Regions from separate parts of the Homo sapiens genome. Here region 1 is linked to region 2. A link is a contact called in ENCODE Hi-C or POLR2A ChIA-PET data. All regions are on one chromosome and are shown on one strand. The core of a region is the stretch at or near the end of the contact, and the rest is flanking DNA. Distances in the headings are between cores, read along the strand shown.

The links. Hi-C counts contacts between places; a loop is a spot of excess contacts on that map. ChIA-PET counts read pairs that join two places held with the same protein, here RNA polymerase II (POLR2A). Pooled maps may share reads with other maps.
Region 1: a loop to region 2 is called in a pooled map, with 14 times the contacts of the local background. The contact joins the promoter of USP15 here to the promoter of LLPH-DT in region 2. A Hi-C loop is called at or near these places in 1 of 37 single-sample maps with no recorded cell type and 6 of 50 pooled maps. POLR2A ChIA-PET finds 5 or more read pairs at or near these places in 1 of 52 experiments (activated B cell).

What each region holds. Positions count from the first base shown.
Region 1 is chr12:62,259,069-62,261,768 of GRCh38, forward strand. USP15 (ubiquitin specific peptidase 15) reads left to right here and starts at 1,336. Exons shown (of 22, transcript NM_001252078.2): 1 at 1,336-1,435. The coding sequence starts at 1,347. It overlaps MIR6125 (microRNA 6125), which reads left to right and starts at 1,291; the gene lies at 1,291-1,386. It also overlaps a transcript of TAFA2 not described here. RefSeq lists enhancers at 592-661, 1,212-1,571, 1,792-1,841, 2,565-2,700 and silencers at 922-981, 1,062-1,171.
Region 2 is chr12:66,129,338-66,132,037 of GRCh38, forward strand. LLPH-DT (LLPH divergent transcript) reads left to right here and starts at 1,414. Exons shown (of 2, transcript NR_125724.1): 1 at 1,414-1,638. It overlaps LLPH (LLP homolog, long-term synaptic facilitation factor), which reads right to left and starts at 1,413. Exons shown (of 3, transcript NM_032338.4): 1 at 1,368-1,413. RefSeq lists enhancers at 1,137-1,286, 1,327-1,436.

The DNA.
Region 1 (2,700 bases), core at 86-2,585, 3.9 Mb before region 2:
TTTCACTTGGATTCAGCACTTCCTACTAGCATAACTACACCTACCTTTATCGCATTCTCACCAAATGAGTTAGGGTTTAAAATGGGCAAACGAGAAATGATGTGGGGATTCCGGCCCATCTTTTAGACTTTTCACATCAATATGGTATGTTAAAATCACACCCCTGGACATCATGCTCGGGAATACTTAAGTAATTTTGCCACAATTCATTTACTAAACAAATATTTAGGTAATTTTTACATGTCCATCAGTACTGTGCTAACCACCAGGTGTACAAAGGCTAAAACAAAAGATGAACCCAGTTCCAGCTCTTAAAGAGTTTACATTTTAGTTCAGGCTTTCAGAAGGAGAGGCAGTGAGTGTGCTATACTGTATAGCATGTGGGCTCTTGAACCAGCCTCTCCACTCACCTCTCCACCTGCTGTGTGACCTTGGCATTTGATTTTTAAGCGACTCGATTTTCTATTTTGTAACATAATCGTTGACTTCAAATTAAAGACATATCTAGTTTCATTTCAGGTGTACGGCACCATACGAAGATGGGGCTAAGAAAATGTTACTATCCTGTATAAACAAGAGGGTTTCTCGCACGTTTTCTTCCTTTAGTATCTGGCATTATTCAATACTGTCCATATTCTACTCCCTGTTCACCGATGAACTGGGACATGTTTTTCACTGCAGCTTAGTCGTCTGGGTGTGCCTGGGGAGGCGTCACAAAGAGCCTATAAAGGGTCCCCACCTACAACGGGAGTAAGAGCGCTGGAAGGAACCCAGGAAGGGCATGGAGACCAAGCGTTCGGTTTCGGAGTGTTTTTTGTGTGTGCCCATATTCACCGAGCTTGGGTTCTCCCACTCGTAACGAAAAGCCCAGTCACTGAGCTGCTACATTTTCTGCCATATCTTAGCCGTCCCCACGCCCCCACACCACCGCCCCACCCTACCTCACCCTCAAGCGTGAGTGAATGCGCAAATAAGGGTTTTCAAGGCGTCAGTGGGAAAGAGGGAGGGGAAGGCAACGCTGAGGACGGGAGGACAGGGCGGTGGCATCCCTCTAGCGAGAGAGAGCCAGAGCCCTCGGCGGCGAGGAAAGCTAAAACCCGGCAGTCCCGGGCCAGAGGAGGCCAAGGCAAGATGCTGGACGGGCGGGGACCGATGGGGGGCAGCAGACCATGGCCGCGCACCCAGTGCGCCCCCGGGGCCTCCTCTTGTCCCGAGGAGCACCCCCGCTCCCGGTGTCTTTTGGTTTCGACCGGCCGACTGGGAGGGGCCGTGGGACGCCATTCCCATAATGCTCTGGGGCGTGCCGCCGCCGTCGCTGCCACCTCCCCTACCGCTAGTGGAAGAAGATGGCGGAAGGCGGAGCGGCGGATCTGGACACCCAGCGGTCTGACATCGCGACGCTGCTCAAAACCTCGCTCCGGAAAGGGGACACCTGGTAAGAGAAAGGGGTTGAGATGCCCGCGGTTGCCCGAGGATAGTGGAGAAGTGGGCGGGAGCCGCGAGCTGGTTCTTTCGCTAGTGACAGGTGCGGGCAGGTCCGGCGGCGGCCGCCGGGGCAGCGGGATTTTGGCCGCTTCTGAAATGTTGGGGCAAAGGTTGGACTCTAGATGAGGGTCAGGGTTCTTGGCTTGCCAGGGCATGCTGAAAGGTATCCGGGGAGCGGCGGCGGCGGCGGTTCTGACTCGTGCGGTTCTCTTCGTCCTCCTTCCTTCCGTAGTGCCGCTCCCACCTCAGGCCTTCCCGAATGATAGGTTATAGTGGTTTGGTTTGAGTCTTATATACGCCGTTTTGACAGGTCCCGGTGCCGCGGCTTATCACGATCTCACCGGCTTTACTTCTCTGTTCATTTCCTTTCCTAGAATTGTCGGCGTCCAAGTTCCCTTTTATTCTGATTCTTGGTCTTCCGGGAGGCAGGCTGCAGGATGTTTGCGGTCTGTACTACACAGGTGGCATGTCAGGGCTCCACATAAGAGAAAGAAACCCTAGTTTCCAGTTCCTTGTCAAAGGAGGGAGAGGAGTAGGGAACCTTGGGCTTATGAGAGACCACGTGGTCTTGTGCTTTAGTGGTGGCTTGATAGAAGCCGGCAGCGTTTCTGTTAGACGTGCAGCCCTTCCCTTCTGTTTGAAAGATAATGTAGGCCTGCAAAAAGTAGATAAGTCCACTTGAGGCTTAACTAACTGCTAATATTCAAACTTGTAAAATACCAAAGGTTATACATTTAAAATACTGAAGGATGTATGTGGACATTTTCACACTTGTCGACCATATCAAGTGGCATCTACAATAACTTAAATATGTGAATATGTAACATAATTTAAAATTCCTTATTTTTTGGGAAGCATAATGTGCCTCTTCATTATAATAAAACATATTTTCACTTTCCACTGTTACCATAACAGTAGTATATAATTCATAGAGTGTTTCAGTATGGCATAGTGAAAGGAACAGTAAGATTTAGACCTGAGTTATGTCACAGTTTCACCACTCAACTTGCAGTATGGCTTTGAGGAGAGTTAATTTAAATCATTGCACCTCATTATCTTCATGCTGTAAAATGGACAGTAATTTTATTATAAGGATTTTATCTTGATTCGTTTTAATATCTTAAGAATTTCATATTTATGAGATATCAAATTTTAGTTATCCTCTTATCTCTGCTCTTTACTCCTGACAAAAGGCTGTGATATTGGGATCATTTT
Region 2 (2,700 bases), core at 164-2,663:
TAAGCAAACTACAAATCAAACCAATTCTGAAAGCACCTTGCATGTCTTTTTTCTTTTTTTTTTTTTGAGACAGAGTCTTGTTCTGTGTCCCAGGCTGGAGTGCAGTGGCGCGATCTCAGCTCACTGCAACCTCCACCTCTCAGGTTCACGCCATTCTCCTGCCTCAGCCTCCCGAGCAGCTGGGACTACAGGCGCCCGCCACCACGCCTGGCTAATTTTTTGTATTTTTAGTAGAGACGGGTTTTCACCGTGTTAGCCAGGATAGTCTCGATCTCCTGACATTGTGATCCGCCCGCCTCGGCCTCCCAAAGTGCTGGGATTACAGGCTTGAGCCACCGCGCCCGGCTGAATTTCTTTACAAAATACAGAAATTTAATTTCCCCAGAATGCAACAGCGTCATCACCTTACATTTATGCAACAGCTTACAAATTACAAATGATTTTTATAAACACTTCACCTCATCTTCATTATCCATCCTCTCAAGCCAACTTAACGACTGTAAACTTATCTATTCCTACTCTTGTTTTCTTTCCACTCAGTTCCGCCCTAAATCCTCCACAAGGTGCTCAGTGTGATCTTTTAAAAAAGCATTCACTGCCTTTCTTCGAGTTCTTTAAAGACCTCCTCCCTCATATATATTCAAGATCTACAAGGTCATTTGTGATCTGTCCCCTGCCTCCTTCAACTCTATTTCATTTCATTCTCCATCCCCATCCCCGCAGGCACCAACTACGTCTGTAAAGAGTCCAAACTATCTCTACGTCAGTGCCTTCATATTTGCTGTCCCTATGCCTGGCAACTGCTCTTCTCAAGGCTTGCTCCTTCATTCGCTACCTCAGAAAGGACTCCTCTGACCTCCGTAAGCTCCCTTCCCTGCTTATTAAGTGTTACAACCTGAAACCATTGTTTTCTGTCACGCCCCCCGACCCTCTCCCCAGACTGTAGACTCCACGAAGGTAGAGGGAAAGGTCTTGTTCACTGCTGAATCGCACACTTTTTGCATACTTGTTGAACGAACCACTAACATTTTTTGAACGCCGGCAATCACAGTCATTCCGCTCCCTTGTCTACATAACTCAACCCTTGCGAGGGGCTAGGAAAGCGGGCGGCAAACAACCTTGAGGGCCGAAGTTAACTTCAGCGGGAGTGAACGACAGGGGTGGGCTCCACTTTATCCAGTGCACTCGGAAGCCGGAGGGCCCCCACCAAAAAGAGCAAGGGGAACCCTCGCCCTCAACAAGGCCTGCATCTCCGGACTGGAGCTCAAGTATAGCCCAGCGAGTGTCAAGAAACGAAATTCTCCAAGGGTGGCGGAATCAAGCCCCAAGTCCCATGTGTCACTGGACCGGTGAGGAACCGAACTCACCTGAGAAACGAACACCCACACCTCACGCTCACGCCGACCGGAAGTCTTTGCACTTCCGTCTTCCGGGCGGAGGCCACCCGGGGCGGACGCATTGCACGCCGGGAGACAAAATGTCTCAAGAAGCCTTGAGAGGCGGGATTTTGGAACCCGGGCGCTGACGAGCTTCCGCCATTGGTGTGATCGCGGACCTAGAAACTTGGTCCGTCCCATACAGGTGTAGAAGTCGGATTTGGAGAATGCTGACGGGTGTCCGGTCAAGGTTAGGCCCCAGGTAGGTCCGCTTTCCGGACGTGGGCAGGGTAGCCCCGAGACTAACCTATGGAGTGAACCTGGCCAGGGGACCCTACTTGTCAGATAGGGAGCTCCGAGCCGACCTTTAGATCTGACCTCAGCGTTTACATGATACTCATGTATTTCCTTAGATCAAGTCAGCCTAGATCAGGTGTTCTTCCAGAGGCCGTATTGAGATCATTTTTATTTGCAGCCTGTGCATTTTCTCATCTCGGGTGATGGCCTCACAGATGTACACATATGTAAAACCGTATCAAACTGCACACTTTAAATATGTGCAACTTATTGCATGTCAGTTATACTCAAAGCGGTTACCAAAAACAGAAAACAAGCTTTTCCTACCCCAGAGAAGAATTTAAAGGGTAAAATGATCAAAGGATTTCAGTTCTATCAATGTTTACCTGTCTGATCACTTACGTATCAGACACAATGCTAAGCCTAGGACGATTGTCTTAGCTCACGAATAACACTTACTGTACAACTATTTCTACTGGCATAGGCTTTGGAACCATATAGGTCTGTGTTGTACTCTTGCTTCCAACACTTGTGAACGATATGGGTGAGTAATTAATGTCATAAGGGCCTGAATTTCCTTGTCCCTAAAGTGAACATAATACAACCTAATTGATGCTGTAAGAGTTCAACAAATGGTACCCTTTTTACATTATAGTTTCAAAAGTATAGCTACACAGTACTATTTGTAAGCAATGTTTCTAGAGATTTACGACATATACCCAAAAAACATGTCTTTAATGATGGCCTGGTAAACTCCTGCTGGTTGCCAGAAAAAGGGGTTCTGAGGCAATCTATGGGTACCTTTTTTCTTTAAATTTGTGTCCTTTATGAAACCATGCATAGTATGGAAATTACTGAATTCAGAATATAGCAAGGTTAAAGAGGCTGAAAAAAACCTAGAACATTTGATATAAAAAAAGGAAGCATGCCTAAGAAACCTGGTTTATTTAAATGAGATTTCGTTCTTATAAAGCAAGTGAATTTCTGTTTTACAAGTTAACCATATACTGTACCTCATCTTTCAAAT